Regions from separate parts of the Mus musculus genome. Here all the other regions are linked to region 6. The links are chromatin loops, found by intact Hi-C in ENCODE. Cell type or tissue: left cerebral cortex. All regions are shown on one strand.

Region 1 (4,000 bases), 69 kb after region 6:
TATCCTCTATGCTGGCCTCCCCCATATACCTTACCTCCCTACCCTACCCCATTCTAACTTAAACTTTCAGCCCAAAGTGAATGCCTAGTTATTTCAAGTCATTTGTGTTCTGACATTCTGGTTGTGGCTTTTAATTGGGTTTAAATGTCATGGTTTGCTGAGAGCTTTTTCATGTGCCCTTATTCTGCTTAAGTCTTCTTCTAGCTTCATTTCTCCATCTACATCTACAAATCATTTTTTTTTTTTTTTTTTTTTTGGTTTTTCAAGACAGGGTTTCTCTGTATAGCCCTGACTGTCTTGGAACTCACTTTGTAGATCAGGCTGGCCTTGAACTCAAAAATCCGTCTGCCTCTGCCTCCTGAGTGCTGGGCTTAAAGGCATGCACCACCACTCCTGGCTTACAAATCATTTTCATATCTGAATCTTAGTACTGCTTATACTCTCTGTTTTATCTACATATTACAGTTGCTCTTCCTTTAGTGTATCTTCCTCCAATGTCTTGTTTCTTTTCACCTATCAGTGCCTTTGACCTCTGTTCCCTGCTAAGATCTATCGAACTTGTGTTGTAACCTAGCTGATTCCCTATGTGTCTTCACCTATGACTCATGGGCCAAGTCTTTTGTGAAAACTGTTTCCTCTTCATTTTCCAGAAGAGAATAAAAACCACCTTCTCATTATTTAAAATTCTCTGTTGCCTTGACTTCTAAGCTGTCATGATCTAGCTTTCTTTCCTGGTTATCTTGGTACCTGTCATTCTTCTGATAACATTTCTCCATTACCTGAGCATATCATCTCTTCCAATACTACTGCTGCTTATAGTTGCTAGATATCAGCTCATCATTCCACATGTTTCACCCTGAGATTGCATAAGAAGAAGTTGAGCTGGGTGGGTACCAGTAGTCAATTTGTATCTGCCTCTTCCTCCTGAGAATGGCTGCAATGTGACCAGCTGGCTCCATGACCTGGTTATGACATGCTTCTCCTCAGGTCTTGAGTGAGGCTATGCCAGTGCCTGGCAAACAAAGAAGTGGATGCTCACAGTCACTATTGGATGGAACACAGGGTCCCCAATGGAGGAGTTAGAGAAAGTACCCAAGGAGCTGAAGGGGTCTGCAACCTTATAGGTGGAACAACAACATGAACTAACCAGTACCCCCGGAGCTCATGTCTCTAGCTGCATATGTAGCAGAAGATGGGCTAGTCAGCCATCATTAGGAAGAGAGGCCCCTTGGTCTTGCAAACTTTATATGCCCCAGTACAGGGGCCAGGGCCAAGAAGTAGGAGTGGGTGGGTAGGGGAGAAGGGTGGAGGGAGGGTATAGGGAACTTTCGGGATAGCATTTGAAATGTTAATAAAGAAAATAATAAAAAATTAAAATCTATTCCCAACTCAGGTAGCCAATTAATTCAAATAACCTAGCCCGAAATTCCAAGTTCCCTTTATTTAATTCACTGATAATAACCCCGTTCCTTCAGGGGTCCTCCAACTTAATCAAGAACAAATATTCTAAAATACACTGTTCTTTTGTGGGTCCTTTTATGAAGTGGATGATCATTTTAGTATAATTAGAATATACCTTCAATAATATTTTACACATTTATATAACACCCATCTCAGTTCCTGACAAAATCTTCTTCCATATGGAAACAAATTACTCATTTTTCTTTATGGGTGCATAAGAAAAAGTTTGCAAGAAAAATACACGATCATATGTAGATTCACTTCAGAATAGAAAACTAAATCAGTCAAATTTTGAACACTGGCATCAGTTTGGACACTGCACTGTGCAGTACTTCTGGCTAGTAGGTTCACATATTGGCTCCAGCATGCCTCTCTCATACTTCTAGCTCATTTTCCTTCCTCCTCAGCTAATGACTTCTCGGCAAATTTCTTCTAGCAAACAGAATCAGCAGATGAGAGCTGACATCTAAAAATACCCGCAAGTGCCATAGCGTAAGTGCCACCTGCCCACACACTTGTTGTCCCTTCTGCTAGAGTGAGAGAACATTTCTGCTGGAATTGAAAGCTCTGCTTTCCACTTCTTACTTTAAAGTCTTTTTATGTCACCTTCCCAAAGACTCTCTACAGTACCCTCTGTCTCATTTCATTCTCTTTTTTTCTTACCTTTCTCCACAGGAAACACGTCCAAGGACTCCTCAGTGCCTTTGTCTCTGTTGTCTTCTCTTTCCTCCTTAATTGACTATGATAGTGTAGATTTCCATATGATGTTGATTACAATCTAATCAGCTGAATCACACACACACACACACACACACACACATACACACACACCATGAGAGAGAAAGAGAAACAGACAGAGAGGGAAACAGAGACACAGAAGAGAGACAGAGGGAGAGAGAGGGAGAGAGAAACAGGGAGAATCCCAGAGAAAGACAGAGATAGAGGCATGGAGAGACAGAGAGACAGAAAGAGACAAAGAGAGAGACAGAGACAGAGAGAGACAGAGGGAGAGGGAGAGAAACACAGACACTCCGGTAACTTCCTAAACATTAAAGAGTTGATTATTTTCTAATTCTCTTTGAGTCTGCTCAGTTTACCCTACCATCATTTTTTTTTATTCCTCTGAAATCCCTTTCTATAATTTAGATGTGGACTGCTCCTTGGTAAAGATTTCTAAGCCGGCCAACTCCAAGATATCTTTTTTTTGCTTTCCTATCTAATTTATATTTTTAACAGAATTCACCTAGCACTGTGATGGAAAATAATTTCCATAAACTGAATTCTGTCAACATGACAGAAGCAGTTTGACATTTAAATGTGAGTTGCTTCATGGTGATTTCTTGGTTTAAGTCTTTTGAGTGGCCTCTGTGTCATTTAGATGAAAGGTGATGTCATAACACTAACCCAAGGTCTGGCTTTCATTGCCTTCTTTTTGTCTTCCACTATTCTTCCTGCTCTCGCTCTATTGTGATTACAAAGAATTCTTGGTATTTTTCTCAAGGCAGAGGCAGGCTCCAGGCCCATCCTCTGTAGGGACAACTGTTCCCACAGGTGTCCACATGGTTGCCTATAACTACCTTCAAATTCTGTTCAAATGTCACCTTGTTAAAACTACGTCCCTTTTGGTATAGGAAATGTGTTATTAGAAACTTGAAGAAAGGTCATCCTTGTTATAAAATGGCAGAGAACGTGGCTGAAATGTGTTCATGTGCTACTTGTCCATAAAAGGGGGAGCTTAGAAAAAATGAAGTAGGAATCTCATGCAGGGCACTCAGAATCAATCTATAAACAAAATATAGAAGCTGTGGCATGGTTTCTCTTGACTGCCTTATGGTAATTAACCATATAGAAATAAATTGAAGATTGGGTTTTTAATAAATAAGAAGCATGACTTGAAGATTCAGAAATCTCCTTTCCTGCTTATGTTCTTCATGGGGAAAACACATAACTCAGAAAAGAACAAAGATACAGCTCACTTATCCTTTGATTTAGATAGGCAGAATTTTGATAATCTATCATTTCAAACTGAAGAAGTCTGGTGACTAGCATATAAAACTATCTCAAAAGAAGTGACTCAGATATTTATAGGACCCTAATGTTTTCTGCCTGAAGCAGCCTCATGTCTGCCTCTCTACATCATGGTAGACACTCCTTGATCAATACAGTGGTGGCTCAACTCCATCAGGTCCTGGTAGGCTCAAGTGGTAAGCTATAGCAACTTCTCTGCAATCCTGTCTCCATGGTATACAAAATCCAAAATGTTCAGGGGTTTGAATTTCTCCATACAGGGTGCTAAGGATGCTCCAGTGAGCTTCCTGTCTTAGATAGAAGGTTTTTATAAAAACAATGTTATAAGAGAGAACCCATATGAGAGTAAGGCCAAAGATAGTGAGACTACTGTCCAGATCCTACACTAGGGTGAGGCCCAGAGGAAAGGAGAGACATCTGAAGATATATACTGAGATGTGGGAGAAGAGTGCTCCCATGACATACGAGTGACAGAGCCAACTGTGATCCCTCAGTATCCCATCCCTGCCTT
Region 2 (4,000 bases), 220 kb before region 6:
ATAAAATCACACACACATTCTAAACTCAGATGTGAATACCCCTAACAGTATATACATACATATATATATATATATACATACATATATATATGTATATATACACACACACACATATATATGTGTGTGTGTGTTATTGTTTTTTTATTTTAATAACTTACCACTCTCACACATTTGAAGTTATCTCTCCCATAGAAAATGAATTAAATTCTTCTCAATAATTCTTCTCAATATTTTTAGTTTGCTTTTATAGTTCAGTGGTAGAGCAGTAGCCTGGCTGTAAAAGGATTCATAATCTGCAGAATGATAGAAAAAGGCCCTCAAACATTGCATATATCAAAGTAGTAAGAAGAGAATACAGAAAAATGTTGTGATAAAACATTGAATTTTTATTTTTCTATTGGTATCAAGAAGTTATTCACGTATCTGAGTGGTCACTGTGCATTTTTCATAATGTAATAATTTTCTAAAGTGGGTGCGTACAGGGCTTAGTGCCCCAAGGATGCTTCAATTGCCCTGAAATAATTCTCTGGATGTTTTCCTTTTCTCAAATAAGGGATTTGTATATAAATATTTGTCACCAAAGCTAAGTAGTAGTTTAGTGGTTCACTGACCAATTCTTATCAATTAGAACTATGGTTCATAATTTTATAAGTTATAGCTAACATTTTCAAGTGTTTAATTTTATAGTCTGATTTGTCTTGCCCTCTTACTTACTGAAACTGTTTTTGTTCTGATTTTATAGAGGCATAAGGGTGAGCTTGGAGAAACTCATCAAGTAGTCTAAAGTCACTGACTTTCTAGACGTTTGTCAATTTGAAGTCAGACCTATATGGTTCTTAAGCCCATGTCATGTGAATGAACACCGCAAAAGTCTGTACCTTTTACACCTGCAATACAGCGAGTAACAGGAGGCCTGGGGGAATGTATAATGAACTTTTCCCAAAGTCAAAATTCTCAGTGCAGTTTCAAGTGTATTGATTCACATAAAAACTCTGCAGCACGATGGTTAGATTCTTATTACAAACACTTCTAAATATTTTATCAAATTTAGCAATGTCTTACTTGATATCTACCACTCAAATTCTAATCTCAAGGGTTCATGTAGTGCAAGGTTATCCCTGGAAGCCACTGCCCCTACAACAGCACTGTCTGGGATGTGCTGTTCCCTTAAGAGCTTAGATCACTATGCTCTTAGATATGTGCAGTTTCTTAGATTCTCAAGCAGTTATGTGCCCAATGCATGGAAAACTCACACAAGGACATTCTCCCTCTAAAGATTCCCAACTCCTCTGCTGTCTGGTCCTTCCATGTGTCCTCTTCTTTCTCTCCTTATTATTATTATTATTTTTTTGTCTCTCTCAGTTACAAAAAGTGTTCCACTGTTTTCCACTAGTTGTTAAGGCAGTTCTGTCTTCTTATCAAGGCATTGATTATTTACTTTATAACAGTCAGAATATTATGTGGTAGGGCACCTAAAAGCTGTGGCCTGAAAGCTTCCCGACTGGAGAACAACTGTCATCTCTTCAGCTCTTAGGTCCACACAGTTTAGAGAGTATCTGACTCCTCTTCAGTCTCTGCATGGATCAAAATATTGATGGATAGCAGAGCCCTCTCTGTCTTCAACATATTCTACAGTGTTCTTGCTTCTTTTCAAGCTATTACTCCTCCACAACCTTGAGCTTCTTGTCAAAAACACAAAGAACTCTATGTGGGTCCCTTTTTTATTTAGTGTTCTATGTATCCATTGAATGTAACGTCCTGTTACATTTATTTCTCACATTCTGTTTGAGGGAGGGAACAATTCAGATATAACTGACTGCAGGGCTAGGCAGACATTACTCATAGTTGACACTACAAAATTATGACTCCTATATATAGACTGCTCAAGATATATATATATATATATATATATATATATATATATATCTTTATTTGTAAGTGCTTCAAAACCTAAAATGTTGAGAAATATGAAAGGAGATTTGTATGAAATTTTTATTAAAGTAGAACAAAAAAAGAGTTGAAAAAATAAAGATGGAACCAAGAAAAGTGATCAGAAGTCAAGAATGGTGCTTTCAGAGAGAATGTAAAACATCAATAGAAAGAAAGAGTTAATTAGAAAGAGACAAAGAAATGAGGGTTCCTGAAAGAGTAGAGCACAAAGTTCAAGAAGTGATGGCTGAACAGGAAAAAAAAAATGGAGGTAAATTGAAGAAGGAAACCCTAGTTAAGAAAGAACATAGTTACTTTTTAATCTCCTCAGCGATACCACTGAGGTTACATGGGCTCTTTGCTCCGTTTTGTTACTACTTGCACATGCGAGGAGGTTAAAATTGAAGAATCAGATGAGTGTAGATTAAGACATTTAGCTTCAGTTTCCTTTCTATAATCAATAACTTGTTTTCTTCCCCTTTTGTGGGAAGAGGTTATTTGACTGCACTTATCAGATATAAACAGTTTCTCTATATCATCTTAGGTAACTCTTGCAACAACTGTGAGTAAGATACCATTGTTTTACCAATGTAGGGAAAAACATCAATGTTGTGACTTTACTATTGCCCAAGAACACATAGCTAGCAGTGAAGCCAAAACCCAAGTCAGGCAATCTAAGCCTAGTTCCTCTGGCTTCTGATTGGCTTAATTACGGTTTCTTATATACCCCAATTGTTAAAATGCACATTCTACCTAAATAATTTTAATTCAATATAATAAAAAATTAACAAAAAGGTACGAATCATTCTACAGTATGGGTAATTATTAACTTTTTCTTTGATTCCAAGATGAAAGGCTCAGTTGAAATTTCTAATTCTATTTCTTACCTAATGGCCACCAATAAAACTCACAGTTAACACAAGATAGAACCAGTAGTTAATCCTATTCTGATGCCACTATGAAGCATTAGTTCATCCTCTCAAATTAAGTCCTGTTTAAACTTGTATAAGGCCCAGCAGGCCTTCATACAGGCAGGTATTTTTTTGCATGCTTTTAAATAAGGACAAAAAAATTCCAGTATCTTTGGTCAGCAGAGATTCTTCAAACTACCTTGAAGCAAGAGTACATGAGTCATACTCCTAGTAACTATGTAAAAAGCTGAACATCGTATAATCACACCACTGCTAAGAGACACAAGAGGATTTTTAGGACTCACAGGCACAACAGCGAACCATGTGATTCCCCACATCCCAGTGATAAACTGTTTCAATATAATCAAGCAAGCAAGCAAACAAATTAGATAGTCAACACCTGAGGAAGACAGACAGCTAGACTCAATATGCATGTATGTATGTATGCATGTGTCATCACAGACTTATAAACATATACATACAAGTTTTTGAGCCAGGAATTATAGTTGTCTCATTTTTTATAATAATGAAGGATACCTCAGACATTTGTTCAACCATCAAACATTCTTCTACATGCTAAGAATAAATTTCATCACAGATAAAAAGAATAGAAGTAGAATTCTTGAGACAACTCAAAGATATATATTTGTGACAATGAGATAGAATCTTTACTCAACGTTTGTGACACAGTTTTCAATATAATTTTCCCTGTGCCCTCTAGGATGCTCCAATGGCATGATAAACACACATTCTTTCTATCATATTTATCTCATTACACTGGCTTCATAAGAGCTGGGCCAGCTGGCATTCAACTAAAAGATACTTGGTCTCCATTTCTCACTTCTTGATTTTGAAACACTGCCAAGATTCTTTACACTCTTCAAGTTCTATTTTCATAATTTACAAGAGAGAGAGGAATAGTTGCTAGCTTATATTGCTTAAATATTCAAAGAGCCTGGTAGCTAAAATGTTTGCTTTAGTGAATTACTGTAGCTTCTGAGTGAAAATCATTATTCTTATGAGTAGCCCCAGTACCTCTTATAATATTATGCATTGAAAGACTCAAAATTAATATAGGGAAATATAATCTTTCAGCTAAAAACAAGAAAACAGGGGCTGCAGACATGACTTTGTCAGTACAGTGATTGTTGCACAAGTGT
Region 3 (4,000 bases), 720 kb before region 6:
AGAAATACAAAAGCAGAATGGATGCAAATGTGAAAAAAATGCTGGCAAATAATTATAGCAATTCTTGAAATACCCAGGATGGCTGGGTGAAAACTCAATGCTTATGCATGAAGAAACGAGGCAGTGTTGCTAATTTTAGATTAGAAAGTCTCTTCTCTTTTCCCACCCTCCTAACTTCAGAAAAGCAATGCTCCCAGCAGGCCGGTCAAATACAGGCAATTCACAAGCAGATGAAATAAATCCAGTGAGATGAGGTTGTTAGTTTGGACTTTGAAGGGAAGCAATATCCGTATTCTAAATTTCTTAATCTGTCCTTCAGGCAGACAGGTCAAAGATGAGGCTGGGACATCAAAGATGCAAGAAGAATCAGCAGTTTCGGAACAAGATGATTGAGTGGATGACACAGCTGCCATGTAGAAAGTCCTGCATTGCTCTACTGGTTTGCTTGTAACCTATGCTCATCATTAGGAAAATAAAGGATTCTGTTCTGACATGAAACATCTGGGTTTGCTAAAGAATACCCATTTTCATCTATTACTTTGTCTCTGTTTCCATTCAAATTTGTGCTGAGCAATTTTTTAGGTTTCAACTTGTAATCACTACTTCTTAATTTCCTAATTCCTAATTTATGTCCTTCTTCGTCAATGCTTGGTGCGCGTGCAAGTCCATGTGTGTTATGCATATGTACAACTTCCAAATATATTATTATATGTGTTTTCATGACTGTATATGTGTTAAACAAATATTACTTTGCTACAGTGTTCATTCATTTTGATATCTTACTCTTTTTAGACAATACTATGAAAAGAACGCTGCCCATGTGTCTTGTTTTTTCCCAAAACAAATAGTTTAGAGACTTCTATGCCCGTGCATATGTGCATATGTAAGTGGAAAATCAAGTGAGCAGGGACAGAAACTCAGGTGAAATCAATCTAAATGTGACATGAAATGCATCTTACTGTTTTCTAACCTAAGCAAGAGATCTGTGTTTATCTTCTGGCTTCTGTTCTCACTGAACGAACTAGGGATCTCTAGTAATTAACTGCCACAGTTGTAGACAGCACTTGCTTATGTTTACAAGAGTTCAGTGGATAAGCAATAGCAGGAGTTCAGAAAAGCCAAGACGAGGAAACAGTAATCTACCACACAGCCAAGTCAGGAACTGCCATGTAGCATCTGAACAAGTGTAGCTGTCTTGTACTGATGGGGTGAACATACTGGGAAGATCTCCTAAGACATGCCTGACACATTGGGCTACTCAGTGTGAATCTATGACTGTTTGACTTACTTTGTATTTCATTACATTCAAATATCACATTTTGCTCACAGAACTTCCTGTGCTGACTCCAACTGTAACCATCACTAAATGGAACAGCCTTATAGAGTCAAGGATGTAGATTTGGTCATGATACTCCTGTCTGTTAATCCTGAGACCACAGAACTGTTCCATAACTCCGTAAACTCTTACTGATGTTAATGCCTAGAGTAAAACAATATAGTCAGAGAGAGAGAGAGAGAGAGAGAGAGAGAGAGAGAGAGAGAGAGAGAGAGAGACAGAGAGAGAGAGAGACAGAGAGAGACAGAGAGAGAGAGAGACAGAGAGAGAGACAGAGAGAGACAGAGAGAGAGAGAGAGAGAGAGGGAGAGAGAGAGAGAGAGAGAGAGAGAGAGAGAGATCATACATTAGGGAACCCATTGGTAGTAGTGCAAAAGGCTCAGGGTAGGTTTTTGGATTAGGTGATATGCACAGAAAATTAATATTGTAGTGCATGAATAGGGTAAAACTAGAATTCATGGTAGCAGCCACTAGGTGGCATTATTCAGAGATGGAGGGACATAGAATAGATGATGGTACAGCTGTATGTCAAGTACCTTGTATTAAATAACAGATATGCTGAGACTACAGAGGCAAGACAGTCTATTTTGTTTTCCTGAAAACAACCTACAAATAGTCATGAAATTATGACTATCATCAACAAGATGTTGCTTTTACTTGTGGCAGGAAATGTGAAATTAATCACAAATGGTGCATCTGGTAAAAATGGATGGTAAAAGATGTACAGGTCCCTCAAGTAGAATGAGATGATGTCTAAATGTCTAAATACTGTGGAATGGTCATATGTACTCCTTAGACAAGAAGACACTATTTTATAAGCAATTGTTACAAAACTTCATCATTGACTATACTTATGATACTCAGCTACATGTGAATTTTTAAATATATTTTGATAAGGTTGTACATGCAGATCAGTTCTACCAAAAATATTCTTCGGAGTCCCATACATCCCACGAGAAATCTTGTTCATACATATCTCTTTATGAAATCCTGGGAGAGTCTGTCTGGTACCTACTCAAGGAGAAAGATTGCTAAATTGTAGCATATGCATAAACATATTTCATTTCCCTAAGTACTACCAGATGGCTTTCTGGAAATCGGCATCACTCTTTTCCCATTAGCAAGACTTGTGGTTCTTATTTTTCCCCATTCTTAATGCTGAGGTTTGTGTCTTGACTGTTTCTCAAAGGCCCATGTGTTAAAGGCCTGGTCTCCAGACGTGAGCTACAAGGATGTACATAGGAGAACTTTGAAGGGGTGAGACCTACAGGGAGGTCTTTAGATCCTTATGTGTGTGATACACTGAAGGGAGTGTGGACTTTCACGTCTTCCTCTCCTTGTCATTCTTTTATTTCCTGGTTGCCAGGTAAGAAGCATGGTTTTACTAGCATGGTTATATATATATATTCCCATGTGTCTTAAAATAACTTTCAGCAGTATCTTGTCTGTTTTTGTTTGTTTGTTTGTTATTGTTGTTTGCAGGAACAAAGACAAAGACTCTACTATGTAGTCTTGGCCGAGCCTGGCCTCCTTATATGCTAGGCTGGACTCAAAGTCCTAGAGTTTCATCTGTTTCTGCCTGGCAAAGATTTTGCCCTGTAAGCGAGGATAACCTCACATTTCTGATGGCTCTGCTTCTACCTGAGATGTGTTAGAATTATAAGCATTGCCACTGTTCTGCTTATGTGCGACTAGGCATGAAACCTGGTACCACGTGCATGCAAAACAATGAACTGAGATATATCCATAGTTGTGTTCTTTGTTGAGTAAAATTATTCAAAATATTTTTGACAGGATCTTCTATATCCCCAGCCTGTCATAAACGTTCTAAATAGCCAAGAATGGTGTCCAACTATAGAGCATTTGGCCTCTACCTTCCAAATGCTGTAATTATAGGGATGTATCACTGTAAGAAGTTTATGTGGTGCTAGGAATTGCATCTGGGGCTTCATGAATGCTAGACAAGGACATTTGCAACTGAGCTATTCTCCTAGCCTCTGAATAGATATTGTTGACTTAATGCAGTCTGTCTCTAGAACTTGTACATAAACATTACATTACATTCATCCTGTATTTATCTCCCTGTATTCATCATTGTTGTTTATACCACAGCAAAAACAAACAAACAAAAAACCAAAACAAAACAAAACCACAAGCAAACAAACTCAGTGGACAAACAAGAATGAGATTACTTGTCTTAGTTTGGGTTTCTATTGTTGTGAAGAGACATCATGATGATATGAACTCTTTTAAAGAAAACATTTAACTGGGGTTAGCTTACAGGTTTCAGAGGTTTAGTCCATAATTATGATGGTGAGAAAGCATGGTATAGGAAGACACGGTGCTGAAGAGGGAGCTGAGAGTTCTACAACTGGATCTGTAGGCAGCAAGAGAAAAGAATAAGCCACTGGGCCTGGTTTGAGCTTCTGAAATCTTAAAGACAACTCTCTGTAGTATGATTTCATTAATACATCCTGCCATGGAGTTACTACCCACCTCAATGGTTTATGTTAGTAGATGAAAGACACACACACACACACACACACACACACACACACACACACAGAGTTTAATATACCTTAAGCAGACAACAGAAGGACAACTGCTTGCCCTCCATGCTGTTAAAGTCTACCTCCCACCGATAACTCCATGTTAATTATTTAC
Region 4 (4,000 bases), 250 kb before region 6:
TCTTCTGTCTCTTCTTGCTATTGGAGGGATAGACAGGCGTGTTGGTATAGATGTCATCCCTTGCATTCTGGGGAAATAGAACAGCTAATTAATAATCCAAATTAGCATAATCCCCGGTTTCTGCTCCTAACAGTCAGCAGGGATAGGTTTTGAATTTAGAGAAGAATTCAAAGAATTTTGACACTGTACAGCAGTGACCCTACAGTCATTAATCAAGATGCTCAGGTTTTACTGACATGGGTACATGACAAAGTTATACATGGCTTACCACTGGCTGCCTAGCAATTGCAATTTTATCTGAAACTGAAAAAAATGCCTTTAATTAACCATGTTGTAGCACTGTCTGCATCTTAGCACTTGGAGTGTGTGCTGACAAGGAACTGGGCAGCTTACCAGTATAGAAAAAGTCCATAATGTAACAGATAAAAGGGTTAGGAAATAACATAATAAACTTCTGAGCCAACAAGCAGGAGGACTGAGTTATGTGAGAACTCACATGTGTAATGCAGTGCATTTGAAATCTAGTACTGGGGAGGCAGAGACACATAGATCCCTGGTACTTGGTATTCAACTCATCTAACCTACTCAGAAAGTTCCAGGCCACTGAGACCATGTTTCAAAAAAGATAATCTCAAGAATACAGAATACACCCAAATCAATCTTTGAGCCTTCATATGTGTGTACCCATCCTATGTGAACATACACATACATGCTCATAGGTACACACAGACACAAAAAGTGACAAAAAAAGACCATTGCTGTGCACTTTATATCTACTGTGAACAGACACCATGACTACCTGTGTGCTGCCATGCTTTCTGCCGTGGTGATAATGGAATGACTCTCTGACACTGTTAAGCCAGCCACAATTAAATGTTTGCCTTTGTAAGAGCTGCCTGGGTCATGGTGTCTGTTCACAGTAATGAAATCCTAACTAAGACACCACCATATCAGACTTTCTATGTGTGTTACTGGGGCCTAAATCTAGAGCTTTCAGTATATGTTGAATGAGCTTCCTCCTCAGTCCTTGGTGTTTGAGGAAACAGGGTCTTATTCTGTAGCCCAGACAAGCACCCAACTTGTCATCTTCCTGTCTTCCTCCTGAGTGTAGGATTATAGCTATGTACCTCTATGCTTGCAACAACTTCTACATCTGATTATATATATAATTTTAAAATATGTTATATATATTTATATTATATATTTAAAATTTAAAATATATAGAAAATTCAGATGTGTGTATGTGTGTTTATGTGTATGAATCTATGTGAATTTATGCTTTATGTATGCAGTTTGCAGAGGCCAGAAGAGGACATTGGATGCCTGAATTTGTGTTTGTAAGCCACTAACATAGTTGCTAGAAAGTGAACATGGAACCTCTCGAAGGGCAAGAAGTCCTCTTAGCAATTTAACCATATCTCCAGACCCTATTTCCTCCTTTTAACTGTCTTAAGCCTATAGTCACCATTGTGAGGTGCGCAAATTCCATAAATCATTCCTCGTGATGATATTTGGCATTTCATTTTACAAAGAATCAACTGAAAATGCCTGTTTCCCATTAGAACAAGTTCAGAAATAAACACAATGGAAGTTAATTTTATTGGGAGTTTGCTTGATATTTTTCATAAATAAATATCTCTGGGAGCTTGTTCTATTATACAGGTGCTGAAGTCACAGAGAAGCTAAAATATTTACACCCGAAATAATGTAATCAATTTCAAACATTATATATCCAAAATTCCATTATTCCAGACATTATTACGTAGAATGGTTGATTGCAATGTCAAATGCTGCATTTTTTACAAAAAATTATGAAGTATGAGTTTTTTGTTCCATTGTTTTCCATTTTCTCCCCAATATCTTCATCATTTTGAAAGGATCACGCTTTGAACAAGCAGCAGATGTTAATACAGAAATATAGAACATCTCAATTTTCTCACTGCTAACTCAGCTTTACTGAGCCAATTTCCCAGTTCTCACATTTCTGAGTCCTCGGAGAAAATGCTAATTTAGATTGTTAAAATTGACACGGGTGAGGGTATAAAGGGTAATTAGCATAAAATCCTACACAAAGTGTTCTTAGCACCATTAATCAACACCCACCTAGGCGTATATTTTTTTTTTCAGTCAGAGCTGATGTTTAATGGAGCTGAAAAATATCTAAAATATCCTCTTCTACATAAGTAATTTAAAAAATGCTGAATTTGTCCTCAAATCAAATTTGAGGGATTTTTTTTTTTTTTTAAGAAATGAAAAATCTACAGTGTACCTCAATGACAACTTTCTTTTTTACACTTAAGACTTTAGACATGGAAAAGTATTCTCTTTAGGAAAAACACCTCAGATCCTTATACTCTGACATCTCTTGCAAGGCTTCCTGCATTTGCGTGGAACTTAAAAGAAAACTCGATGTGTTTGTCTTTTTGTCCCAATTGCTTGCCACACTCATTTGTCCCTGTCCCTAGCCCAGCTCACTGAGGGGTTTGTTCTTTAACTGTTCAAACTTAAGACCCAAATAAGCTCCCCAGGGCTGTGAGTACTCCTCCTCCAGATAGATGGGTCATCACTGCTTCACAGCTTGACGCTTGTTGTTTCACTTGAAGCCTCTCTGTCTTTCCTCAGGAAAGAACATGACCCAATCGTGAGGTAGCCTTCATTTCAAGGGAAGGGGAACTCAAGTCATTCATAGGATGTTTTTGTTTTTTGTTTTCTGATTTCTGTTTTTGGTTTTTTTAATGTTTTTTTGCTACTTCTTTCTTCATTTGCAAAAGAGACAAAAATAATAACAAACAGGTATAACAACAACAAAATGTCTATATCAAAGGGACACAAGTGATCTATACATTTCTAGGAGCCAGTCCACAAATGTCCCTAGGGACACTGGTGACACTCATCTTTCAAAATTCTATCTTGGCGATCCAATAGAGAGGACAAAGCTTCAGACACGCTATGTTACCCCTGGAGGCCATTTATTCTCAGTAAGAAAATGTTCTTTGTGTACAAAATAAGCAAGAGATAGGAAATAGACTGTAAGTCAACAAGTCTCTAGAGAGATACTGAATTTTTTAAAATTCCAGAACCACAAATTAAGAGAGAGCACTAATAAGGGCCAGTATAATAAGAACACAAAACATCTATTTTTAAGAAGAAGAAATGATGAAAGGAGGATACTTGGTTTGCCCCAGAGGGTGAAAATGTGAAGAGAATGTTATTTACACAGCAAAGAACATGCGTATTGTTTGGGAAGAAAAGGCATGGCAGATTATAAACACAGATTTTGGAATGGTTGAAACAGACACACCAAAATACCCGGGCACACAGATGGAAATATAGGCAAGAGAATGGTGACCTGAGTTCTTTTTTTCAGGAGTAAAAAGGATTTGAAAGATGAGAGGGGGTAAGTGTGGTGAGCTCAAGTAGTCTTTCATTTCAGAGCCCCCCCCTCCCCCTTGCCTTCTCTCTGGCTACAGGGTTATATTCTAAAGGAATTTAAGACTAGAGCTCAGTGGGAAAAATTTTGCAGTGATGCCATGAAAGTTCCCATGCATGGAGGGCAGCAATTGTGAAGAATACAACAACAGAAGAACTCAAAGTAGTAGACGCTCTCATGTACTGAGTGCTTATGATATGTTTTCAAGATTGGCTTATAAAACAATGGGTATATCCTGGGAGAAAGAATATGCGAGCTGAATGCAGATAGGTGCTCATGGATGTCAGAAAACAGTGTCCATTCACCTGAAGCTGAAGACAGTCAGCTGTGAGCTGTCTGCTAAGAACATTGCATGGTCTTACTAAGAATCTCCGTACCTCCCTCTACATTGAACGAACTATATTGGGCTTTGTATAACTAAAATGTTAGAGAATAAAGCCAGTGCTCCCGGGTCTTTGATTTGATTTTTCAGTTCAAGTTAGCAGAAGCCAGTGGCTGATTGGTAGAACCCTTAAGGAGGCCATGAGAAAGTAATCAGAGTAACACCTGTGTCTTGAGATGAAGATTACA
Region 5 (4,000 bases), 540 kb before region 6:
CAGATACAGCAGCAATTCCATAAAGTCTTTCTATTCATCTCTGGCACGTCTATCTCTTGTCTCATTATAATTTCACTTATTTCTATAAAAGAAACTTGACAGCTACAGAACATTTGAGGGAAGAGAGGAAGGCGGGTGGTATGCGGGGGAGGAAAGAAGCAGGCAGCGAGAGGGGGGGAAGCAATCTGCACGTGGCTGTAAGTCCTCAGAGAACCCCTTTGGGTGACACCTTCAGAAAGGACTGCATAACAGCCATATGGCAGCATGGTCCCTTGGCATTATTTGCAGTTGCCTAGAGGCTTCTGGGTAAATGGGATAAAGTCCCTGCCACTAGCATAACAAAGGGGAAGCTCCCCCCACCCACCCCCACCCCAGCAACAGTATACACAGCTTCCTACAGTTATCCTGAGCAGGGATTCTGGCACCTGTAACTCCATCTGTGTACATTAAAAGTTATATGTGCGTATTTGAAGCGGCAAGTTCTTGCTAAGTTGTGCATCCATTTCTTTCCTAATTCTAAAAAGAAAAATTTTAAATGAAGCAAAGGAGGCTGTCAGCTCTAAGTCTTTGCTCCCATCATACTTACATGCTAATCCCCAGCGTGATGCTTTCTGGAGATAGGCTCTTGGGAGTTAAAAAGGTCATGAAGCTAGAGTCCTCTTGAGGGGAATTGCTACCCTGGTAAAAGGCAAAATAAAAACTTTGCTATTTATGCTCAGAGCACAAAAGAAACAAGAAGCATCCAACATCCTTTAACACAGCAGCAACTCTTACTAAGAACCCAACTGCACAGGCACCCTAATGTCAGACCTGTAGTCCCAGCTATGAGAAATAATCTCTATCCCATTAATTCTCTTGGTCTATGATGCTTTGTTATAGTAACATAAACTGACTAGAGAAACTCTCTATAACTTTTACATAACTGCATCCCTCTAAATATGAATTCCTAGCATACCCACATCCTTAAGCAACACCTCATAGAAACAAGAAAAAAAATAATAAGATTTTCATGCATGCATGTGTGTTTATGTCTATATATGTTCAGAGATACACATGTGTGAACAAATTCACATACATCTGAGCATGGGCGTGTGGAGACTAGTAGACAACCTCTGTGTTATTTCTTATGTGCATCCCACTACTTTGAGACAGATTTACTTACTGACTTTGGTTGCATGGGCAGGCTTGTAAATTTAGCCATCCCTGTGTCCACCTTCCCATTGCTGGATGATAAGCCGCTATGCTAGGCTAAGCTCTCTCACACTACTGCTTAGAATCCAACCAACCCTCCATGCTTAAAGGCAAGCACTTTACCAACTAGTCATTTCCTTAGTCCCAAGTCTTTCAATTTTGATAATATAACCCATAGTTTCTTTTAGGTTATTAAATGCATTATCTCTGTGATTTTGATTCCAAGACAAAGTATTTTTGCAGGCAAACCATACTATAATAAAATATAATAATTCTTTGATCACATAATTGTTTACAATCCAAAAATATGTAACAAAAATTTAAAATAGTTCTTACTGACTTATCAAATCCTTGATATATGGATTAATAGTATAATCTAAATAATTTGACTTGTGTTACCATTTTTGATGTACTATAAGCCAAGATTCCCCTTTTTTTAGGAAAGCAGGAAAGAAGTTTATATACTTGAAAGTGTGAATGATATATACCCATAAATATGTTTTCTCTGTAGCTTTTATTAGCTTCCTGTAAATTATCTGAAGATTTACTTAAAAACACAATTACAATTGTAATTTTTATTTCCTTAGAAATGTTATTAATATTTTTCTTGGATACATTCTAGACAGGTAAGGAATGGGTAAAATTTTATTATAATTAAGAAGCTGGTAACACCTTAGGAATAGGGAAGGTGGTAGGACTGATGGCTTCCCCTATGTTCAAGGATCTAACATAATGTGACCCTCTTGTACATTTTTACTTTCACTTAATATTGCCTCCATTTTTGTGAGTCCTATTGGTACAACTTTTGTCTTCCTTGGTGCCTTTAAGAATCATAAGCGATGTGATTATCATCACCATGAGAATAATTAACCATAGCTTTTTGGCACTCTAAGTTGGGAATGTATTATTTCAAGTAGTCAGGACTGAACTGCTAAACTCTTCCACTTTGAAACTGTAAAGGGCTCCCCCACCTGGATTCAAGTGCCTTAGTCATGCAGCTTCTTGACAACATTTGTAGGGAAGAAATAAAACTGTTCATATTGTCATGTGGGGAACTGAAGGGAAATCTCTTTAAAGATTAGTTGCCTATTAGGACCAATAAATAAAAAGAACTGAGAGATTGCTATACTGAGCATCAGATTTTTTCCATCGATGTATCACACTCCTTTGCAAAATGACTACATTGGTTTTTATTTTTTTTTTAAATTGAGACTAGAAGGCACTCATCACAAAGGTAAAATGAATATTTGCAGTCCTCACACTCCACTCTTTTAAGATTAGAATGCCCCAATATTTGAATGAAATGGGATTTTTATTTGGAGTATAGATAAATGGAAGAAGCTGTGCAGTACCTAGAGATAGCATATTCATTTACATAATCAGGGGATTATATTCTACATTTATGCTGATAACCTACTGTAGTCAACTGTATTTTACTAACATTTATTCAGCTTCTTAATATGAATTCAAGAACTCTCCAGGAATATTGCAAAGATAAACAATGAAGCAAATGTAAAGAGGAAGTACAATTTATATAAATTCCTTCATTTCAGAGATATTGAAATTGCACCATTGTCAATATGGCTCTATAAATATATAAATGGGACCATGATATGTGTGCTTATGAACTGATTCTCATATTCACCAATGAATATTAACTAATAAATACTAACAAACAGTCACTGACTCAGGGTGTTAGTCTATCATAATTATATATTAGATATATGTGACAATTTATTTAGCATATCTTTTTATGATATAGACTTTGTGATTGATCTTGGGAACAAAACTTCAGAGAACAAGCAGATTTTCTGATTGTTCAATTAAAGTTTGACCACTTTGATAATTAAGTAAGAATTTAGATAATCTATAATCCAACAAGTGTATAAAAGTACAAAAACCCCTCATATTTGCATACTAATGACAGAGACAAGACTATACATTTATTGAATGCATGCTTTAATGTAGCAGCACGTACATTTTAAAACAAAAACTGCAGATCTTTGGAAGGCAGCTCAAATCTATCAAGTGAATTTTGAGCTGTATTCATACTGTCTAGTGAGTAGATGGTCTTTGATTTGGAAGGTCTTAGCTGATCCTAAGACTTCTACTTAACCCTCTCATTCTGAGCATCGCTAACATGCATCTGTCTGCTACTTATCAACCTAAGTCTTAAAACTCTTTTCAGTGTACCTTTGAAACCTTTTTCATTAGAACCATTTCTGAACATTGAACAGCAACAAAGGAAACTGGTATACCTTGTTAACTGAGTAATATGTGAGCGGACAGTGAAGACACAATGGATCAAAAAAGTAGATTAATTTTAATTAATTTGGTTGACTCATTTTATTGTTGTTGTTGTTTGGTTGTTTTTTGGTTTTGATGAACTTCAATTGGTTTGTTGTTAGAAGCTTTAAGTGGTAAAAACAGAAATAGCCTTTGATGTTGAAAATTCAAAATATAGTCAGCCCCATTGGTGAAGTTAAATCAACTCAAGGGGAGAATAATAGAATGGCTCAAAAACCCAAAACTCTAGGCTATCCAGAGTTTATATGGAAATAAAAGAAAGAAAGCCAAGTTATAGTAATGATGCCAGGGATCTGATAGACAGCTAAAGGTTTTCCTCATCTTTTTATATGTTATAAAACCTGAAAGAGAATGGTGGCTAGAGGAAGGATTCATTTGAGATGGTCAGAGGAGTTTTCATTCTGTTAGTGACTCTTAAGTCACATGGTTACCAGGTAAGGAATATTTTAACCTGTGCATGTGAAAGTGGTATGACATGAGAGTCCTTGGCCAAGGATAGAGC
Region 6 (4,000 bases):
GCTGGCACAACTGGTTGTTATCGTGTAGAAGAATGCGAATCGATCCATACTTATCTCCTTGTACTAAGGTCAAATCTAAGTGGATCAAGGAACTTCACATAAAACCAGAGACACTGAAACTTATAGAGGAGAAAGTGGGGAAAAGCCTTGAAGATATGGGCACAGGGGAAATTTTCCTGAACAGAACATCAATGGCTTGTGCTGTAAGATCGAGAATTGACAAATGGGACCTAATGAAACTCCAAAGTTTCTACAAGGCAAAAGACACCGTCAATAAGACAAAACGACCACCAACAGATTGGGAAAGGATTTTTACCTATCCTAAATCAGATAGGGGACTAATATCCAACATATATAAAGAACTCAAGAAGGTGGACTTCAGAAAATCAAATAACCCCATTAAAAAATGGGGCTCAGAACTGAACAAAGAATTCTCACCTGAGGAATACCGAATGGCAGAGAAGCACCTGAAAAAATGTTCAACATCCTTAATCATCAGGGAAATGCAAATCAAAACAACCCTGAGATTCCACCTCACACCAGTCAGAATGGCTAAGATCAAAAATTCAGGTGACAGCAGATGATGGCGTGGATGTGGAGAAAGAGGAACACTCCTCCATTGTTGGTGGGATTGCAGGCTTGTACAACCACTCTGGAAATCAGTCTGGCAATTCCTCAGAAAATTGGACATAGTACTACTGGAGGATCCAGCTATACCTCTCCTGGGCATATATCCAGAAGATGCCCCAACTGGTAAGAAGGACACATGCTCCACTATGTTCATAGCAGCCTTATTTATAATAGCCAGAAGCTGGAAAGAACCCAGATGCCCCTCAACAGAGGAATGGATACAGAAAATGTGGTACATCTACACAATGGAGTACTACTCAGCTATTAAAAAGAATGAATTTATGAAATTCCTAGCCAAATGGATGGACCTGGAGGGCATCATCCTGAGTGAGGTAACACATTCACAAAGGAACTCACACAATATGTACTCACTGATAAGTGGATATTAGCCCCAAACCTAGGATACCCAAGATATAAGATACAATTTCCTAAACACATGAAACTCAAGAAAAATGAAGACTGAAGTGTGGACACTATGCCCCTCCTTAGAATTGGGAACAAAACACCCATGGAAGGAGTTACAAAGACAAAGTTTGGAGCTGAGATGAAAGGATGGACCATGTAGAGACTGCCATATCCAGGGATCCATCCCATAATCAGCATCCAAATGCTGATACCATTGCATATACTAGCAAGATATTATCGAAAGGACCCAGATGTAGCTGTCTCTTGTGAGACTATGCCGGGGCCTAGCAAACACAGAAGTGGATGCTCACAGTCAGCTAATGGATGGATCACAGGGTTTCCAATGGAGGAGCTAGAGAAAGTAGCCAAGGATCTAAAGGGATCTGCAACCCTATAGGTGGAACAACATTATGAACTAACCAGTACCCCGGAGCTCTTGACTCTAGCTGCATATGTATCAAAAGATGGCCTAGTCGGCCATCACTGGAAAGAGAGGCCCATTGGACACGCAAACTTTATATGCCCCAGTACAGGGGAATGCCAGGGCCAAAAAGGGGGAGTGGGTGGGTAGGGGAGTGGGGGTGGGTGGGTATGGGGGACTTTTGGTATAGCATTGGAAATGTAAATGAGCTAAATACCTAATTAAAAATGGAAAAAAAATCTAGCACTTTCTCTGAAGCAATGCAGCTAGTAATACTAGTAATAGTCAAATTAAGATAAAGGCTCAGGCTGAATAGACTATCTAAAATATGTTAGCTCTCTAGTTTTCATGGAGTTCAGGAAGTAAAACACATTCAAATGTTTCATCCTTCTCAGGATGAGGATTTTTAAAAAAGGGATTATATACTCACACATCCTTCAGTGAATACATTGTGGTTAGCTTAATAATGTTGAAAATTTTACTGACATGGCAGGAAATTCATTGACTGTCTACTAGACTATTGCTGGCCACTCCAGTGCACTTTACCCCACAGTACTGAGGGGACACTAGCAGAATCACTTTGCTGATGGTAAAATCAAAGTTAGAACAGTTATGTAATTTTTAAGACCACATTGTACCTAGTTTTGGAGCTGGAATTTGAAGCCAAGTCTGACTATATAATTTAAATCTGCAAAAAAAAAAAAAAAAAAAAAAAGCACAGATGTCATGTACATCTCTGAATGTTATAGAGATCTTTTTATGTTTCTTGCCTAGGATCCAGCCATCCCACACTCTGATTATTATGATCTCAGGATGATGGTCTTTATTTTAAATAAACAGCTCCTTTTAGATTTAGGACAGTTAGCATCAAAGAGGCAGATGGTTCTTCTGCCATTAGTGTCCATCTAAAGAGGAAAAGAACATAATATACCCTGTATTAGCCACACCATGACTCACCATCGCAGACATCCATTTGCAACTTTCTTCCTCCCCTCCACATATATTAATACATTCTGGTTACCTGCTTATGTGCAGCATCAGTAAAGAAAATGACATATTTTTAAAAGAGTTGGGGAATTATGAAGAGATGCATCACCTCTTAGTCTTGCCTGACTCATTACACAAAACTTCTTTTCAATGACTCACTCACAAGGACAGTAAAAAAGACTTTGTTCCTCACATAACACTTTCTTGAATAAGTACCAGCTCCACTGTCTGTTGGTTGAAGACAAAGAGAGGTATTAGCATGCTTCAAGTGGTCACACCAGTCTTGGCCCAGTTACAACAACCTCATGGTCATTTCTAAAGCCTGAAGATCTAAGCTCACAGCTGACATTTAAGACAACTTCTGTATCCATTGTTCAGTAATAGAAGATTGTCAGAGAAGATACTTAGTGCAGGCTCCTTCCTGGCCCAACATTTCCCATATTCTGCACACACCATATTCACCTGACATGTGACAGTATGGGACTGATTACAATAGGACATGGTTAGTGATTGTGACCCAGATGTCTGACCCCAGTTTTGTTGCCATACACCAAAAGAAAAGTCCTTTTGATATGAATCTGAAATCTCTAAAAGAAAAGGCAACCTCTAAAGTGTGAGGAAGGCAGTGCAGTAAAGTAGTTCACATTGTGCAAGCATAAGGACCTGAGTTACATCTCAAGGTCCACAGAAAAGTGGGCCATGGCAGTGAGATGGTAAAAACCCAGTGCTAGGACCCAGTCTAGCCAGAATCAGTGAGAGACCCTGTCTTAAAAAATAAGATGGAGTGCTATTGAGGAAGATATCTTGTGTCAAACTCTTATTTCCACACTCACATAAATATATCTATATGCACCCACCGCACTTCCATACATGTGGCTACACATGTGAACACTTATATGGTGCAAAGACACACACACACACACACACACACACACACACACACACACACACACACACAAACACACACACACACAGAGGGAGAGAGAGAGAGAGAGAGAGAGAGAGAGAGAGAGAGAGAGAGAGAGAGAGAGAGGACAAAGTCCAAGTTAGTGTTGGTACTATGACCTTCCTGCTCTCTTCCCAAGTCTGAGAATCTCAGGATCTGATTGTGAAGAAAGATGCCTCAGTAAGAGACCTGCTGTACAGAAATGCCTGCTAATGGGAGGAAAGTCGCTTGGTCTTGCGAAGATTATATGTCCCAGTACAGGGGAATGCCAGGACCTTGAAGCAGGAGTAGGTGGGTTGGGAAGCAGGGTAGGAAGAGGGTATAGGGGACTTTCAGAGAGGAAACTAGGAAAGGGGATAGCGTTTGAAATGTAAATGAAGAAAATATCTAATTTAAAAGAAAGAAAGAAAGAAAAGAAATGCCTGGTAAATCTTACAATTCCCCTTGTGGAAGAAACTTCCTTTTTTTTTCTCTTTCACTGTGAGAGGAGCTTCTTGTTCCATGCAAAGGATGAGCTCGATCATATCAGTCTTGCTAAAGCACTAATGTCTTTTCTTCATGCTCTTTTACTGATTTTAAAACATAAAGTTTGGGTCACTGAGAGTGTTTTT
Region 7 (4,000 bases), 200 kb after region 6:
CAAGAGGGAGGAGTTAGAGGAAGGACTGGAGGAGCTGAAGGGGGTGGCAACCCCATAGGAGGACCAACAGTGTCATCTAACCGGGACCCCTGGGAGCTCCCAGAGACTGAGCCAAAACACTTGCTGCTGTTTGGCCCCAGGAATATATTGTAGCAGAGAACTACCTTGTCTGGCCTCAGTGAGGGAGGATACACTTAATCCTGTGGAAACTTGATGCCCCAGGGAAGAGGGATGCTGGTGAGGGTGAGGTGGTGGTGGTGGTGGGGGGAGTGCAGGTGAAGGAGCACCCTCTCAGAGGCGGCAGGAGGAGTGATGGGGTGAAGAACTCAGAGGGGGGGGCAGGAAAGAAATCTAAATAAATAAAATAATTTAATAGAAAAAATAAAATAACATTTTATATCTTACCTTACATATCTTTGTCTATATGGTTTCTTTTGACCCACACATACGAACAAGCATGAGGTGAATTTTAAAATCTAAGACATAGTTAGGGAATGGTGGAGAGTAATAGCTACAAGCAAGAAATTAGTGCTGCAGAGATTCCATTGTCACAATTATGTGATCATACATTTAGGAAAATCATAGGACATAATGAATTTTATGTTCATTGGATGTATTTGGAAACCTTTGTCTGATAGAGAAAGCTGCCAGTGGGCATCTATTCTCAAATAACTATTTTCAATGTATGCATGGCTATACCCAGCTCTTCAGATTGTGTAGTCATTCTCTAAAGTAGTACAGAAATCACTTCCACAAGCTGACTGCCCAAGCTCTAGTAATGGACAACTTTCACTTATGATGCAGGAAAGAGCATTGATGGAGAAAATTTTTATTTTTTATTTCTATACATAGTAAAAATGTTTATGCAGTGATAGATACATCAATCAATCAATCAATCATCAATCAATCAATCAAGCAAGCAAGCAAAAACAAATAACCCTCACTGTTACATGCCCTGAAGAAAATTTTCCCCACCCCCCAAATCTCTACTCCAGGTGTCATCCTGTTCCATTTTTTCAGGACCTCAATTTTAGAACTGGCTATAATATTAATGTCTACCTGAGCATAGACTCTGCCCCTATGCATATGACTATTGTCTAACATTCTGTACATTTAGTCTTACAAAAACCACTTTTAACTTTAAAAAAACCCTAAGTTTATATTTTAAATATTAGAACTCAAACTCAAATCCAAAATTACCAACTTTATAACATTTCTTTTCACCGCATGCAAGGAAATCATTCTATAGTATGTAGTGTATGATTTCGACCCAGGCCAGGCTCATGTCAGTATAGCTAATTCATGAAAGTTTTCAGCAATATAAAACAAGATCTCAACAGACACAATGCAGAGCTAATAATGTCTTATGCGTTCTGAGGCAACAAAGGCTCTCATGACAGCTTTGTTTAAACTATGAAACACCTAACGATTCTATTAGAGCTGGTCCAGCTACATTCAAAGAAAAAAAATCCCATCAGGTTTGACTGACATAGTGGCAATCTACACAATCTGCTTGAACAAAATCAGGACAGGGAATCAATAGGGCTTGGGTTAGGTATAGAACCTTTCAAGCTAAATAACCCGAAGTAAGATTATTACAATCTACCTGCTGTGTAAAAGCCATTTGACATAGGCATGGCGGTTAAATTACACCAGCCCTTGTCTGAGAATTTTCAGGGAGTTTGTTTTTAGTTATAATTTGATTCAAATACATGGGCCTTTTAAATGGAGAAAGCACTAGATTTAGAAAAAGTTTGCACTGCTTCCAGGATAGTACATTCCAGATGGGCAAAAGCTTTGTCCAGATGGTACAATATGTGTTTTATATATTTTGGCATATGTGAAAAAAATCTACTTGTTAACAAATTAAGTACAGAAAATAATTTCCAAATGTCATTGTGAGACAAAGCAAGTTATAATTGAGCTACTTTTTTTTAGTGGGAATAATGAAAGACAGAGGAGAAAAAGAAAAGGACAGAGATGGGAGAAAAAGGAAAGAAACAAGAGGGGACTCTGGAGAGCAATCTAGGATAACAATTTATGCTAATATAGGTAAAAGAATTAGTTATATTAAAAAGTACTCCCTTAACCCATTAGGCAGTGACTAAATATGTCTGTCTGTCTGTCTGTCTCTCTCCCCCCCCCCTTTGTGCAAAACAACATCAGCAAATCTCCAATCTCAAACTGATACAAGAATTTTAGCAGTCATGAATATAGAATAGATATTCAAATTTCTCCAAGGACAACAAGGTTTTGTTGTTTCTTTTTAAGTTTAGTATTCTGGTTGCAAGCCCATGTTGAATTATCTGGATTATGCCATCAAGTAATTGTCTCAAAGATATGCTATTAAAGACATTTAACAGTCTTTTTGGAGGCTCTGAGACATAATTGGCATAAATATGAAAGTAAAACAGGGTTAATAAAGTAACCATTCTCATGGAGTTTAAGTTAATGTAATAAGTACAAGGTTAACGGGTATTTTTTATGTCCCTTTAAATATCAACTTTCTCCTCTCTTGGAATTCTTAGTTAGCTACAGATAATTTCATGATTTTGTGAATCTTAGTATGCTTCAGCCCTTTCCTAGTCTACAAGACAGAGAGGTAGTTGCTGTTGATTATTTATTATTGTTTTTATCTCTAAAAACATTCACTACTAACACCACGTTGTTATGCCATCACTTTGTGTTTCAGAGTACACTAAGTTTTCATGAATTCTTATATACCACAAGAATTTCTCTATTAGTTTTGGATAAATATTGTTTATGCTTTCTAACCAGCAAAGATGAGGTCCCCTTTAGTACTCCCCCTGCTTGCAAGAAATCAGCACTGTTAGAGCTGCAGAATTCTTCGTTTCTAAAGGACTCAAAGAAATGTCCAATGATTTTAAATTTCACTGAACTGATGGTATGTGATGTAGAGTGTCTTTTCCTGTCAATAATTGCTATCTGTATATGTAAAAACAATCATTGCAATAGTGCATTGTTGAAAGTTGCATAAATATTGTCAAGGACTTAAGAAACTTTTATTGCAAATAATTAAATTTCTAGATTTAAACTATGTGAACTACAAGTAACTGATTTTTCTACCTAAGGTAGCTTAAGGCAGAGTGCATACATATTCAAATGTTCACTAACTTCAAAAGTAAACAAATATCTTTTACTTTTTTCTTTGCCAAGATTTATGTTTTAATTTTTGTCTTTATCAAACAGTTTCTTGAAAGCTTATGTGGAAATTCTAACAGGAGGGAGTAGCTATTCATATTCCATTAGCCAAAGAACCTCTATCAGGGAATGTCATTCTTTGCAACTTATGAACACCTGATGGAGCAGAAAGGGCAAGGACACCCCACCCACCTAGCCATCCAAGCCAGTTGAATCAGCCCAGCCTACAATGGGATGAAAGATATTCTAGTCAGCCACCCTTATATCTAAATGTTTTCTATGTATGTTGCAGGAATGAATCCAAAAACATATGCATGTACTCATGCTCTAGTCTGTATCTTCAGCACTAACCTCTAAACTGGGAAATTCTTGACCAAAGTTTAAGGTTATAGATGCAAATACATAATATATAGTGAAGAAGAAAACCAGGAGGAGAAGAAGGGGAAGAAGAGGAAGAAGAAGGAGGAAAAGAAGGAGAAGAAAGAGGAAGAAGAGGAGGAAGAGGAAGAGGAGGAAGAGAGGAGGAATGAGCAAAAAAAAAATGAAAGACTAAAGAAAGTCTCCTCTTCCCTCCTTTTTATTTTTGTGCATTCTTCTCTCCTCTCACCTCTTCTCCTCTTCTCCCCTCTTCCTTTCCCACAAGATTTGTAACTGGGAAGGTTCCCTCCCTAAGACCAATGAAGTATCACCAATGGCTTCCTACTATACCAAGCTATATTCCATGACTTACCATCTCAAGAGAGGATGTGGTCACCATGCTAGGATCAATGATGAAGCAAAAGTCTTCAGGAAATTCATTATGAAGAAGGGAAGAGATGGGAATGAATGTTTAGGAGAA

Evidence for each region. A loop is a pair of places that touch in the nucleus more often than their neighbours do. Peaks named below come from ENCODE experiments on the same cell type or tissue, not always from the same donor. Only the 100,000 strongest peaks of a DNase experiment are listed, where the experiment ranks them.
Region 1: it touches region 6 in a loop (11-fold over the local background); 3 of 42 quality-filtered maps call a loop at or near these places.
Region 2: a loop joins it to region 6, with 3 times the contacts of the local background. A loop is called at or near these places in 2 of 42 quality-filtered maps.
Region 3: it touches region 6 in a loop (4-fold over the local background); 2 of 42 quality-filtered maps call a loop at or near these places.
Region 4: a loop joins it to region 6, with 9 times the contacts of the local background. A loop is called at or near these places in 2 of 42 quality-filtered maps.
Region 5: a loop joins it to region 6, with 8 times the contacts of the local background. A loop is called at or near these places in 2 of 42 quality-filtered maps.
Region 7: it touches region 6 in a loop (11-fold over the local background); 2 of 42 quality-filtered maps call a loop at or near these places.

What each region holds. Positions count from the first base shown.
Region 1 is chr2:8,343,013-8,347,012 of GRCm38, forward strand. Gm30904 (a long non-coding RNA gene) reads right to left here and starts at 2,316. Exons shown (of 3, transcript XR_373985.2): 1 at 2,125-2,316. In left cerebral cortex, no CTCF peak of the experiment used is centred here; a DNase peak (open chromatin) is centred at 1,940; H3K27ac peaks cover 3,899 bases.
Region 2 is chr2:8,058,212-8,062,211 of GRCm38, forward strand. No RefSeq gene overlaps it. Among named protein-coding and RNA genes, the nearest start is that of Gm30904, 290 kb to the right of the region's middle. In left cerebral cortex, no CTCF peak of the experiment used is centred here; DNase peaks (open chromatin) are centred at 1,732 and 3,659; H3K27ac peaks cover 2,537 bases.
Region 3 is chr2:7,549,027-7,553,026 of GRCm38, forward strand. No RefSeq gene overlaps it. Among named protein-coding and RNA genes, the nearest start is that of 5031426D15Rik, 620 kb to the left of the region's middle. In left cerebral cortex, a CTCF peak has its summit at 1,794 (motif pointing right); DNase peaks (open chromatin) are centred at 89 and 2,371; H3K27ac peaks cover 2,959 bases.
Region 4 is chr2:8,027,379-8,031,378 of GRCm38, forward strand. No RefSeq gene overlaps it. Among named protein-coding and RNA genes, the nearest start is that of Gm30904, 320 kb to the right of the region's middle. In left cerebral cortex, no CTCF peak of the experiment used is centred here; DNase peaks (open chromatin) are centred at 400, 549, 2,011 and 2,431; H3K27ac peaks cover 3,913 bases.
Region 5 is chr2:7,734,359-7,738,358 of GRCm38, forward strand. No RefSeq gene overlaps it. Among named protein-coding and RNA genes, the nearest start is that of Gm30904, 610 kb to the right of the region's middle. In left cerebral cortex, a CTCF peak has its summit at 2,172; DNase peaks (open chromatin) are centred at 151, 1,102 and 2,163; H3K27ac peaks cover 1,795 bases.
Region 6 is chr2:8,273,924-8,277,923 of GRCm38, forward strand. No RefSeq gene overlaps it. Among named protein-coding and RNA genes, the nearest start is that of Gm30904, 69 kb to the right of the region's middle. In left cerebral cortex, no CTCF peak of the experiment used is centred here; a DNase peak (open chromatin) is centred at 2,422; H3K27ac peaks cover 2,050 bases.
Region 7 is chr2:8,468,955-8,472,954 of GRCm38, forward strand. No RefSeq gene overlaps it. Among named protein-coding and RNA genes, the nearest start is that of Gm30904, 130 kb to the left of the region's middle. In left cerebral cortex, no CTCF peak of the experiment used is centred here; DNase peaks (open chromatin) are centred at 1,777 and 3,359; H3K27ac peaks cover 3,370 bases.